2 separate regions of the Homo sapiens genome follow, and region 1 is linked to region 2. The links are chromatin contacts, found by Hi-C or POLR2A ChIA-PET in ENCODE. All regions are on one chromosome and are shown on one strand. The core of a region is the stretch at or near the end of the contact, and the rest is flanking DNA. Distances in the headings are between cores, read along the strand shown. Region 1 overlaps RRAGD (Ras related GTP binding D). Region 2 overlaps PM20D2 (peptidase M20 domain containing 2).

What was found. A loop is a pair of places that touch in the nucleus more often than their neighbours do. ChIA-PET counts read pairs that join two places held with the same protein, here RNA polymerase II (POLR2A). Pooled maps may share reads with other maps.
Region 1: a pooled map shows a loop between it and region 2 (2.1-fold over the local background). The contact joins two enhancer-like sites. A Hi-C loop is called at or near these places in 2 of 50 pooled maps. POLR2A ChIA-PET finds 5 or more read pairs at or near these places in 3 of 52 experiments (H1, activated T-cell and activated naive CD4-positive, alpha-beta T cell).

The regions. Positions count from the first base shown.
Region 1 is chr6:89,368,104-89,374,340 of GRCh38, forward strand. It overlaps RRAGD (Ras related GTP binding D), which reads right to left. Exons shown (of 7, transcript NM_021244.5): 6 at 4,334-4,482; 7 at 1-104. Among named protein-coding and RNA genes, the nearest start is that of UBE2J1, 18 kb to the left of the region's middle. RefSeq lists enhancers at 1-163, 3,987-4,281, 4,191-4,410, 4,781-4,900. Within about 2 kb of position 4,133, at least 8 of the 41 ENCODE cell types and tissues checked have a DNase peak (open chromatin) inside an H3K27ac peak, as active enhancers do.
Region 2 is chr6:89,158,984-89,165,954 of GRCh38, forward strand. PM20D2 (peptidase M20 domain containing 2) reads left to right here. Exons shown (of 7, transcript NM_001010853.3): 6 at 2,800-2,907; 7 at 3,126-6,582. The coding sequence ends at 3,280. Among named protein-coding and RNA genes, the nearest start is that of PM20D2, 16 kb to the left of the region's middle. Within about 2 kb of position 3,133, at least 8 of the 41 ENCODE cell types and tissues checked have a DNase peak (open chromatin) inside an H3K27ac peak, as active enhancers do.

The DNA of each region.
Region 1 (6,237 bases), core at 2,883-5,382, 210 kb after region 2:
CTGCAGCCGATTCTGAACCTTTCGAGATTTTACTACTTTCATTCTCACCTCAAAAACTTCATGAATGGCCTTCCGGAAGCAATGAAAATTATAGTCAATTAGCCCTGGAGAAGAGAACAAAAATATTTATAAATGTCACGTAGAAATAATCTCCATCTTTTCATGGGACCCATGGCCAGGACAAGCCAGTAGGGGGCAGTAGAGGATGGTCTTAGCGTAAGGACCAGAGATTTCCCTGGGATGTCTGCAGCTGGCCTTCAGAAATTGCTATAAATCTTTAGGAATTATAGGCAAAGTCTTGTGAAGGAAGATTTTTCCTGATGCAAGGTTGCAGAGCATAGACCATATTTTCAAAGGTTCCTATGACCCAAAAGATTTAAAGAACGACTGAACTGAACTTTTTTTTTAACCTTTCAGAATTAAAGATTTCTTACAATTAAGAGAAATCTGTAATGAAAAATGTTTCTCCCCAAAGGGCATTATTAGACTGAGTAGAGGCAGATCCTGACTTGGGATCCCAAAGCTGTGTATCAATCAATAAATATTTACTGAGTATCTATTATATTTAAACCATTCTCATAAGCCCGAGGGAAAGCGAAGCCCCTAATTTTAGAGTGTTAACAGTCATCTCGCCAACTCCAGCAGAAATTCAACAACCAATGACACTCAGCTTTTCAGTATTAAGTATTTTAAGTGGAGAAATAGTAGGAGGGAATCTTCTTGTGTTTTCAGAAATGTATCAGTGACACAAAAAATAGAATAAAAGATAATCCAAAGTCTTGATGAGTGCATTTTTCATCATTACTAGTAATTTGTAAAAGTCCTGAGAGCAACATTATGTTTACACCAATTAGGATAAGGTGGTCAGTTCTATTTACTATCTTTGAATTTATTAAAATAACTAGCCCAACAATTATTTCTATCTATCAGTGGATGCTTCTAGAGCCGCGTCCAAAGGAAGAATTAGGATTCCGGCCAAGGATTAAATTCTTCAAACTAGTTATACAACTAACTGCAAGGGGAGGGCGGGGAGGGCACCGTCTCGGTTTCCAGGAGCAGGAAAACCTCTGAGTAGTGCCCTCTGCTGCTTCTGCAGAGAGAGTGAACCACTAGTGCAGTAAAACCAGGAGTCAATTTCCTCAAGGAAAGACCAATGTCACAAGCAAGGGGAAAAGTAATAAAAACAAAGGAGCAAAGGAACGATTTTTAAATGGCAATTTGAATATGAGATGTGAGAGCCTCAAGATTCTCTGCTTTTATGTGCAACAAACTGTCTTAAAAAGCTTAGCTAAAAGAACTTGGCTCAATGAGAAGGGTACAATGAAATACTCAACTTGGGAAATTTCAGACATATCCTGTTCTTATTTCTGAGGCAGGGTCTCACTCTGTCACCCAGGTGGGAGTGCAAGGCTCAATCACAGCTCATTGCAGTCTCAACCTCCTGGGCTCAAGCAATCCTCCCACCTCATTTTTGAATTTTTCCTAGAGATGAGGTCTCACTATGTTGCCCAGGATGGTCTTGAACCTCTAGGCTCAAGCAATCCTTCCACTTTGGCCTCCCAAAGTGCTGGGATCATAGGCATGAACCACTGGCACCCGCCCCTATTGTTCTTGACAAACCTTAACTTACATATCTTTGCACATTTCAAAATGTAACAGTAATCTTGCTGTGTTTGGAATTTTAAGTAAAAGTTCACAACTGAGGCTTTTTAAAGACAGTAAATATCCATAAACAGTGTTTGCTATTTCAACCCTCATGAAAAGTTTTTGAAAATACATGAACAGAGACATAAACAAAATAAACACTCTCTTCACCCCACCTACAGTTCATAAGGCCCCACATCCTTCTCTGGTTCAGGAGTTCTCAACCCTAGCTGCACAATAAAAACACCCAGGCACCAGGCACACCAGGAGGCCAGGCACAGCACAGCACTTCGGGAGGCTGAGCAGGGAGGATCACTTGAGGCCAGCAACCTTTAGCCCTGACTGCCATAAAGTGGTGGTGTGATGTTGAGAGAAAGTCATTTATATTTTCTAGGCCTGAGTAAAATCATCTGTGACATGAGAGGGTGAAACAAGGTGTATTCCTGTCTATCTTTAAAATTCCGTGATCTATTATATAATCTGTTCTTGTTTCTAGCAAGATGAAAATAAGGAGTAAAAGATGAACACCATTTAATTTACAGTTCTGAGGCCAAAGGACACAAAAGGCAATTTGGTCAGTCATGGTACACACAGGAAAAATACAGGACATCACTAAGCAGCAAGAAAATGTAAATTCACATAATATACCAGTTTTCAGTTAACAACTTTTAAAAATACTAATACCCAATATTGATAAGAACACAGCAAAATAAGTATTCATATTCTCTTCGCAGCATAAAACCAGAAAATCTTTCTGAAGAACATTTTGGTAATATGCATTAGAAGCCCCCAAAATGGGCCTACCCTTTTGATCTAAGTAATTCCACTTTAAATTTTTCCTTAGGAAACAACCAAAGATGCACATAAATATTTAGTGCAAAAGAGGTCATAATGATATTATTTATAACATTAAAATCTAGAAACAACATAGATGTCTGAAAATAGAAGAATCTAATACAATCATTAAAATGATGTGGTTAAAAAAAGACGGTGAATTGGAAACATGTCTGTAATAATTTAAGTGAAGGTTATAAAGTAGAATTCATCATACAATCTATCATAGTCCTTTTAGAAAATGCATATGCAAGAAAGGACTGGAAAAGTATACAGGAAATGTTAAGAGTAGTTATCTGAATGAGAAACATCGATAATTATTGTTTTTTTGCTAAATATTATTTCTAAATTTTCTAAAAGAATCTATTACTTTTCTGATAAAAATAAACAATGTAAATTAAGTTTTCATGGCCAATGAATTAGGAAAATTTCATGATATACGTAAGTGAAATATATGTAATATAAAATATAAATATTTTCATATTTGTATTAAATATAAAACTATATTAGAATATAAAACTATATTAGACAATATGGCCCCAGTTTTGTTGGAAGGAAGGAAAAAAAGGAATGAAGGAAGGGAGAAAAGGAGCGAGGGTAGGAGGGAGAGGAAATAAGAGAGAAGGGCCAGACGTGGTGGCTCACTCCTTTAATCCCAGCACTTTGGGATGTCGAGGTGGGAGGATCACTTGAGCCGAGGAGTTTGAGACCAGCCTAGGAAACATGGTGAGACCCCAATCTCTACCAAAAACAAAAAAAAATTCCAGGTTGTTGACATGTGTCTGTGGTCCTAGCTACATGGGAGGATGAGGTGGGAGGATCACTTGGGCCCGGGTGGTCAAAGCTGCAGAAAGCCATGACTGTGCCACTGCACTCCAGCCTAAGTAACAGAGCGAGATCCTGTCTCAAAAAAGAGAGAGAAAGGGAGAAAGAAAATCCCAGAAATTTAACATGGGTTTAGCTCTAGATGGTGAAATACCTGGTTTTATTCTACATACTTTCCTAAATTTTCAAAGCATTTTTAATTTAATGGGCTTATATTGCTTATAATATAGAAGAAAAAGGCTATTTCAGGATATGTTACTATAACATATTCAGGATATGTAACTATTTGTTGGAGATTTTCTTTTACCCAACAAATTAGTAAACCATACCCTATTACTAACAAAAGTCCCTAGCCATATCAGTAAGCTAGGGACTTCTGTTAGTAACTTTTGTTTAGATATTATAGAAGGGGGAAATTAGTTTAATTGCTTTTGTTTCAAAATAAAACTGAATTTGATCCTAAAAAAAATTTGGTGGAGTTAAATATATTCATGGTCTTCCCTTTCCGGAATCATGATGCCATCCCTGTGTTCTGAAGATTTAAGAAGTATTTTGAGGCTGAACAGAAGTCAAACCACCTGTTGTCCCCTCCTTTACATGGGAAGAACAAAAGATCACACGGTTACCTAAGACCTTCTAGAGGTGTGGAGCAAAGTGGAGACCTCCACCCTCAGTATAGGCTGGGAGTCTGCTCCCTGGTAAGAGACTTCATTCACAGCCTGGCAACAGTGCCCCAACTAGCTTCCCCCTAGCAGAGATGCCAAGGCCCCTGGGAGGATCATGGGGTTCCACTTCCACCTCGCTGCAATCGCAGATGCACCACTAGAGGGCAGGCCAGTTCACTGGCCCAGAAGCTGACACTGGGGGCAGGAGCCCGCCCCGCTCTGAACTCCAAGCCAAGAGGGCCTGTGACTGGCATCTGGAAGTTTCGAGGGCTATGCTGTTGTCCACCCACATTCAACAAACAATACATGCAGTAGCAGTCTGATGCTTCTTTTAATGCTTCTTTTAAATCACACCAAAAAGTTACCTTTTCTTTCAAAGCTTTCCTCTCTGACAAAGCAAACGAGAGCCAGGAACTTTGTCACCTCTTTTAAATAAAGCACGGTTGTATTATTAAGCTTTATGATGGCTGTGGATTCCTTGTCATAGGGGGTTCCTGCTCCATCTTCTTTGAGACTAAATGGGGACAGAAACCAAAACATGTGACCATTGAGAAAGAACTAGAAACTGTAAGCCAGTGACAAGAGACCGGCTTTAAGCCACAAAAAGTGATAATCATAAGTTGTTTACACTTGCAGTGCCTTTCAGCAAAAGAGCTCAGAAACACACAGGCACAAAAACATACACAGTCCTCAACAGTCATTTCCTACTGACAATGAGTGGCTGTCTGCAGCAGCTGGGACACTCTCCAGGCACCTGAAGAAGCCAGTTGAAGGATGAGGTTAGCTCTCCCCACCTCCGTGGCCAAGGGCTTCTTGTTTTCTCACCTAGAATAGCCAGGCTGTCAAAAGCGTGGTCTGATGAAAGACTAAGAAAGGCTGAAGATATGTTCCAAATTCAAGGAGTCTAAAGAGACCTGAAAGCCAAGTGCTAGACTGGATCCTGAATTGGGAAAAACTGCTATAAAAGATAGAATTGGGACCACTGGTAAAATCTGAATATCGTCTATATATTAGATAATAATGTAGCCATGCTAAATTTGCTGAACTGTGAACTGGTTCAATTTACTCTCAAATGGTTCACTGAAAAGAAATAGATACACAATATGTATTAGAAAAAGAGAGATGCAGCAAATATGGCAAATTGGTAAAAACTGATGAATCCCAGTGAAGAGTTATACAGGAGTTCATTTTACTACCCTTGTATATTTTCTGTAGGTTTTAACTTTTTTTCAAAATAAAGAGTTAAATAAGATATATAGGTCTATTTGGCCAGGCGCAGTGGCTCACGCCTGTAATCCTAGCACTTGGGAGACAGGTAGATCACGAGGTCATGAGTTCAAGACCAGCCTGGCCAATATGGGTGAAACCCCATCTCTACTAAAAATACAAAAATTAGACAGGCACCACGTGGTGGCGCACACCTGTAGTCCCAGCTACTCGGGAGGCTGAGGCAGAAGAATCCCTTGAACCCAGGAGGCAGACGTTGCCGTGAGCCGAGATTGTGCCACTGTACTCTAGCCTGGGTGACAGAGCAGGACTCCGTCTCAAAAAAAAAAAAAAAAAAAGATATATAGGTCTATTTAAGAAAAGGTGTGGTGTGCAGACACAAGTGACTTGGGTTTGAATCTCATTTCTTTTATTTGCTAGCTATGTGAGCTTGGACAAGTCGAATAACTTCTTTGAGCCTCAATTTCCTCATATGTACACTAACAGTAATTATTTCAAAGTTTTCTAATGAAGATTAAATGAAATAATGCATATGTAGCACTAAGCATAATGCTGAGAACATAAAATACACACTTATTATCATGGCTTTAATGACTGAAACTGGACCCTCTGAAGATACCTGTGTAATAAAAGTGTTATGAATCCTTTCCTCACAGGCAAAGGACACTTCCCTAAACCTTTTCCCCCTTACCTAAAACTGTACATAAATTTTCTGATTTATTTTTACTCCCCAAATTTATGAATAACTGACCAGAAATTTGACTTAATTGGAATTGTGTTAAACCTTACCACATTCACTGAGAACTAGCATTTATTAAAGCTTACTATGTGATATTAACCATTCTTAGTTCTTAAAATGCATTATCCTCTGTCTGCTATAAGAATCCTCTAAGTTTCTAAGGAAACTGAGGCTAGGGGAAAATAAGATAACTTGGTCAAAGCTGACGATAGGGGTAAAGTCAGGACCTCAAACCTAGATATGGCTAATTTCAAAGTTAATGCTTTAATCCTGTAAATACACAAGGGGGTACAGTATCAAGCC
Region 2 (6,971 bases), core at 1,883-4,382:
AAAAGGACTTGGTGGTGAAAATGGGGTGTCGGTGTCATTCATTAAGATAAGGAGTTCAAGAGAAAGAGCAGGTTAGGGTAAGAGGGGGTTGTTATAAATTATTAGTATGTTAAACTTGAGGTGCTTATAGTATTTCTAAGTGGAGCTGTTCAGTACCTGTTAAATCTAGAACCCAAAAAGATGTCTAGTTTGGAGATTTAGGAGTTGTCCATATATGAAAGGTATATAGAAGACATAGATGTCGATGAGGTTGCCCAAATACATAGAGGAAGAAGATTCCCAGAGATCAGACATTGGCAGTCAACGAAGTGGTCAGAGAGAAAGCCAGACAATCAGGAGAGAGGAGAAGTCATGGAAGCCAAGGGAGAAGAAAACTTACAGAAGAGAAGGAGGCATAAATCATGTCAAGTGCTGTAGAGACTGAATAAGATGAATATGGTCTAGTGTCCACTGGACTCTAGTAATTAGAAATTCATGAATTGTCTGGAAGAAAATAGTATAAGACCAGTGGTACCAGATGCTGGGTCTCACTTCTCTACCCAGGGCATTGACTGCTGAGATAGTGGAAGTAGCAAATGAAGACTATTCTTTTTCAAGAGAGTTAGCTTTCAAGGAAAATAGAAAGAGTGGATACAAGCTTGAGGGAAATACGGAAAAGAAAATAGTTTTTAAGGGAAGATACTTGAGAAGTAGATGTAATGTTTAGGAAGGAGGTCAGGGAGTTCAGAGACTTTCCCTCTAGGAAGTAGCACACAGTGAGCATTGAGCTGGTAGGGCTGAGGGATTGAGAGAGAATTGCCACTGAGAGGAGTTGTCCAGGGACATCAGAGTTTCATGTTTTCTTTTGTTCTGGACAGCAAGAAAGCTCAGCTCAGCATGGTTCTGTTCTTTTACCCTAGCAGGTTTCTGCTGTCTAGCTGAAGAAGGGAAGACACATGGCCTGCTCTACCCCGGGTTTGGGTTTTATATAATGGACAAAACAGTAGGATAAAGTGGCTGTGATTTTGGTATGATTTGTGGGCTCTAGGGTCTAGTTCCACAAGTAAGATCTTAAAATATGCAACAGGTTTTTTTTTGTCCATCCTTTTTTGTTTTGTTTTGTTTTTACACTCAGACTCTTTAGACTCTTTAAACACTGGAGAGGCTTTTTCCATCCTGTTCACTGATGTCCCATTACTGTGCATCCTCAGTGTGTGGAGCCGTTTCTGGCACAGTTAAGTGCTTAGTGAATATTTTCTGAAGCAGTACTTCTATAGAGGCTACTATGCCTCAAAGTCTGGCCTCAGTCTGCATTTACCACATAACTAGCAGCTGTGAGACTATCGGCATGTTATTTAATACCCATAAGCCTTGGTTTCTTCATGTTTAAAATGGAAACTGTTCTAAATATTAATGAGAATACATACAAAGCACTTAGGATTGTGTTTGGAACGTAGTATTCCAGATAAATGTTAGCTACTCTTTGTCACATATTCCTTTATTCTCTTACCAATCACTGTGTAGTCTCACTTTGCCTGCATGGTGTTTGACATGTAATAAACATTCAGTAAATATCCATTGAGTGAACATAAGGCTTTGTTTTTACTGTGATTTATTCAACAAGTGCCTGTGTGTCAATCCTGTGAGAAGCTAGATGCACAGTCATTTCAAATACTATTTCTTGCCTCATACAGCCTCATAATTTAGTTTCTGACATAAGCATGAACCAAATCATCCAATACATGGAAAATTAAAAAGTACTGTAAAGGAGAGTAATACATCTCTGTGAGAGCTTATGCTAGAGGAATTTCACTTTATGGGAAGGTGAAGTAAGTAAGGCTTTGCTGAGGAAATGATGCTTAAGATGGAATTTGAAGGTTAAGTAAGAGTTACAGAGATGATGCAGGGATAGCATGTGCAAGGGTCCTGTGACAGGGAGAGCATGGTGAGTGTCTAGAGCGGCTAGGGCATCGAGAGTAGTGGGAACATGGTATGAGATCAGGTTGGAAAGGTGAATGAAGATTGAAAAAAAAAAGACGGCAAATAGAGTAGATGCTGCTAGACCAATTAGGAAACTTCTAGTTCAGGCAAGAGATAATGATAGCATAGGCTGAGGACAGGTGTTGGTGATGGTGATGCAAAGAGCGTTAGGATTCTGAGATATTTGGCAGGTACTGTTGATAGGTGGAGTGGAGGTAGAAGAGAAAGATCATGAGTTTGACTTTAGATATGTTAAGTTTGATCTACCTTGAAGACATCCAAGAGAAGATACCAGGCTGGCAACTGGATGTATGAGCATGGAACTTAGCAGAGACTGGGAAGAGATTTGAGTTGGTGGTGATTTGAAGCAATACATACGGACAAAATCTTGAGAAAGAATATGCAGTAAGAAGAGAAAGGGGCCTGGAATGGAGTCTCCCGTAACTATTATTTCATCGTCAGGTAGAGGGGGCTCTATCCCCAAGAGAGACAGAAGAAGGGGCCATCAGAGAGGCAGAAGGGAAGCCATGCAAGTGCTGTGTCACAGAAGAGAAGAAAGGGAGTAGGTGGCAGTGTGGAGTGCTGGCCAAGAGGGCCAGTAAAAGCCGTGAGACAAGGTGAGGGCAGGTTTGCAGTGACCTTCATGAGAGATGTGACTGATACAGGGGAGTGGGTGGCAGACTCAGTGGAAGGTGAGCCCATGAAAGCATGAGCATACGGACAACTCTCCAAGAAGCTCACTTCTCTGCGTCTCTTCTAACAGGGACTGTGACTTCATAACTCCAGAATACTTAACCACATATACTTAAATAGACTTTTCTTAACTTTGTGTGTTCCAAGGATCTACGGATTTTGGAAATGTTAGTTTTGTGGTTCCTGGAATTCATCCATATTTTCACATTGGATCTAATGCCTTGAATCATACTGAACAGTACACTGAAGCTGCTGGTAAGTGTTGTTGGATGTGACTGTTTTGGCACACACACTCTTCTTCTGGTAGTAGCTGCCTTTCTGTTTAACCTACTATTTCACTACATAACATCACCTCAGTAAATACTGCACTGTGGTGGGCAGTTGGAGAGCCAGTTGAGATACGGGTAGCTAACCTGTGAAATTAAATACAGCTTAAATAAGTAAGGAGGTATTTTATTTTCTCTACCTTTTAGGGTCACAGGAAGCTCAGTTCTACACTCTGCGGACGGCCAAAGCTCTGGCAATGACGGCACTGGATGTTATTTTTAAACCAGAGTTACTGGAAGGAATCAGAGAGGACTTTAAACTGAAACTTCAAGAAGAACAGTTTGTAAATGCAGTAGAATAAAAGACTTAGGGGCCACTTATAAATCAAGAAGACGTGATGATTTTTTTCTTTTAATCTCTTTTAATGAAGGCATGCTTGTTTTTTAATCTTAAAGGAGTAAAATTCTTTTTACCTGATAAGTGAGGACAGGGTGTGGAGAAAACATATTAATTACCTCATATCTAAAGTGAAAATTTTTGCAAATCCGTACTTGATAGGATTATGATATTACAGGAGCTGGTATGTGATGCCATTCTTTCTTTTTTTTTACCCCGCAACCACTCACCTTCACAGTAGTGATACCATTTCTTAACCTGGAGGATACATGGCATCATTTTTATAAAATATGTTAGTAAACCTTTTTGTAAGCCTTAAATGTTATGTGTATTTTTAAAAGCTTAAGAGATTTCAAACCTTATATTCAGAATTGACACCCATGAGAGTGTTTTGTGGTATAGGGTGGTAAACTTGTTCTCTAATCGTATATTAATTCCTCTACCAGATTGTATATTTGAAGCCAGTGTCTTTCCTTTTTTTGTTTTAAGATAGAGCCTCGCTCTGTTGCCCAGGCTGAAGTGTAGTGGCACAATCTCGGCTCACTGCAACCTCTGCCTCCCAGGTTCAAGTGATTCTCCTGCCTCAGCCTACCAAGTAGCTGGGATTACAGGTGTGTGGCACCATGCCCAGCTAATTTTTGTATTTTTAGTAGAGACGGCATTTCACCATGTTGGCCAGGCTGGTCTCGAACTCCTGACCTCAGGTGATGCACCTGCCTCGGCCTCCTAAAGTGCTGGGATTACAGGCATGAGCCACCGCACCCGGCCTGCCAGTGTCTTTTTAATACACATGTGTGTTGGTATTTTTAAATTGTTACAGTATCTAGCATATTGCTTACTCTGAATATTCAGTACTTTTTGAATAAGCAAATATTGCTTCCTTGCTTGGAATCATCAGAGTTTAAAGTAGCTTCGTGGATGGACCATGATCCTAAGATGAGTTTTAATTTTGTGTTTACAGTCATCTCTTGTACAACGTGGAGAAGAAAAGATATACTTACTACTTTGCTTCAGGTACACATAAGAAAACCTCTTTTTTAAAAAAATTTTTATTTTTTTACATAATAGAGACAGGGGCTCGCTGTAGCTTCCAGGCTGGCCTCAAACTCCTGGGCTCAAGCAATCCTCCTGTCTTGGCCTCCCAAAGTGTTGGGATTTCAGGTATGAGACACCACACCTGCCCATTTTTGTTTGGTTTTTTAATGGGCAGGTTCTTGCTCTCCCAGGCTGGAGTGCAGTGGTGTAATCACAGCTCACTGCAGTCTCGAACTCCTGGACTCAAGCAGTCCTCCCACCTCAGCCTCCTAAAGCACTGGGATTACAGGCTTGAGGCACTGCACCTGGCCCTGACCATTTTTTAAAAAGGTTAGGCTTAGTGCAAAGTTTAAAATTATATGATTCTTAAAATACTGAATTAGTTTCTAAACTAAACTAGAGGTATAGGTGGACCTGCTTGAGGTATCTTTGTTTTTATGGAACATTTTTATTACATGCCTTTATAATTTTTCATTGTTCACACCCTGTACTGAAACCTTTTTCTCAAATACCAACTCTTGGCTATGTTAAATTTGTAGACTTTAAAAGATGTTATCTAAATTAATGGTTTAAATATACAAATTGAAAATATTTTCTTTTTAGTGGCAATTTTAAAAGCAGGCCTTAATATGGGACCTGCTTTTAAAGTAAAATATGTGGTACTATGAATTACTAAATTGCTATATACCATGTAATAGTGAGTATAGCTAATATTTAGTATGCCTTTTAAAAATTTTGGACTGCTTTTCGGTTTTAACAAATTCTCCACATGTGAACTACTCAAGAAATTTTCCCTTTTTAATTGCCTCTATAGCACTCATAAGAGCTAGGGCATTAGGATAAACTAGAATATTTTATGTTTATGAATACTTGTATAAACTTAAAAGTGTTTTGATTTCCCACAATTTCCCAAAGGAATGTTTATTTATTAAGAGTTGTGTTGATAATTTAACTGTTACAATTTCAGCAGTTGAATTCAGTGAACACTGGTTGAGGAGTGCCTATTTCTAAGCACTGGGTGTAAGAAGAAAAGACACTTGCAAAGGAAGAGCTAAGATTAACATAATTTCTTTGGTTTTTCTATTGCTTGTTATTATTATGTAAAAACTGGGTGGCAGTTCACAAGGAAGATTGTTGTAACAGAAGAGTGACAACCAATAGTTTTTTGATCATTAAATCAAATTTTGTAAACAGTGGCAGGAGCGTGGACTTAAAACAAGGCTTGCTTATTTGGTTTTGTCAAAGTTTTACGAAAATATATGATATATATTTATACTAAAACTATATAATCCTTAGATTTAGGAAAGCAATCAGTTAATGTCTTTAGCACACTAAAGCAGTATTAAACACAGGTACAAGTTGGAAATTGTAGAAAACTGAAAGAAAACAAGACAAAATGTCTATGGTAGGGAATAAAAGAGTTTAAGATATTATGTAAAATTATGTGTATTTTCTTCTCTTTTACATAAATTGTTTGTGAAAAGTGTGCTCAACTTTTTTACAAGAGTGATATTAACTTGGATTTATTTTTCAATATAATTTGGAGACCCTTTGTTATCCAAATAAAATTGATGAGTTTCTGTGCCTGTAAAAAAAAAAAAAAAAAAAAGAAAAGAAAAGACACTGTTGCATGCCCCAGAAAGCTTGTGGTGGGTGGTAAGTTCTCACGAGATTTATTTATCTGAGCAACATTGGGACTGAGGGAACATCTGAAAGCTACCATCTTGAAAATTTTTGAGGAAGTGTTTCTGAAATATTTAAAAATACTTAAGTCAGTCATTTTGAACAAAAGAAATTGATACAATAAGTTTTTTTTTTTAAGGATGATTGTCTAATTTTGTAATATGTTGTTTTTTAAAAACCTGTCTGATGGTGTTTTATACATTTCTAACTTTTTACCTGAGTTATCTCTTTAGTCTTTTGGAAAATACCCTACACAATACTAACCTTTAAAACTATCAAATTTTTGTTATAAGATAAATGTTATCTTTGTACTAGATAGCAACCCTTTATAAGGTTGTAAGGTATAATAAACTGCTTATTTTTTTACATACTTCATATCAAGCATTTTGCAGTCCAATTATATAGTTGAGGATGGTGTATTTTGATATGTATGAAGTTAATATTTTCAAGTAAGCAATCAGTCTACTACCATCAGATTATAAGCTTTTTTGTAATAATAGGTACATAAAATGTGTATGAAAAATCTACAATAAACATGTTTATCTGATAGCAATTGTCTTGCTTTTTTAATGACCTGAAGATATATGTACGAAGATGAAGCACAATCATCCAAATCCATTGTGATATACTATACTTTTTCTTACGCATCAGTATCATAGATGTTGACTTGCTTTTCCACTATGTGTCAAATATTTTAAAAGAACAATTAAGTTCTTTTGTTTAAAAATGAATGTTTCACTAGTCTCAGAAGCTAAAAAATTGCAGTGCAAATTGTACATGGCAGGAGGTAAATACATATAGTATTGAGTTTCCTTTTTTAAAAAAAGTTTACACATTTAATACAGAGTAATTCCATATAATAACATAAATGCAATGGAACAGGTTTTTGGATCCTGGCTAAAGTATAAGTGCCTCATATGAGAAAAGTCACAAATGTC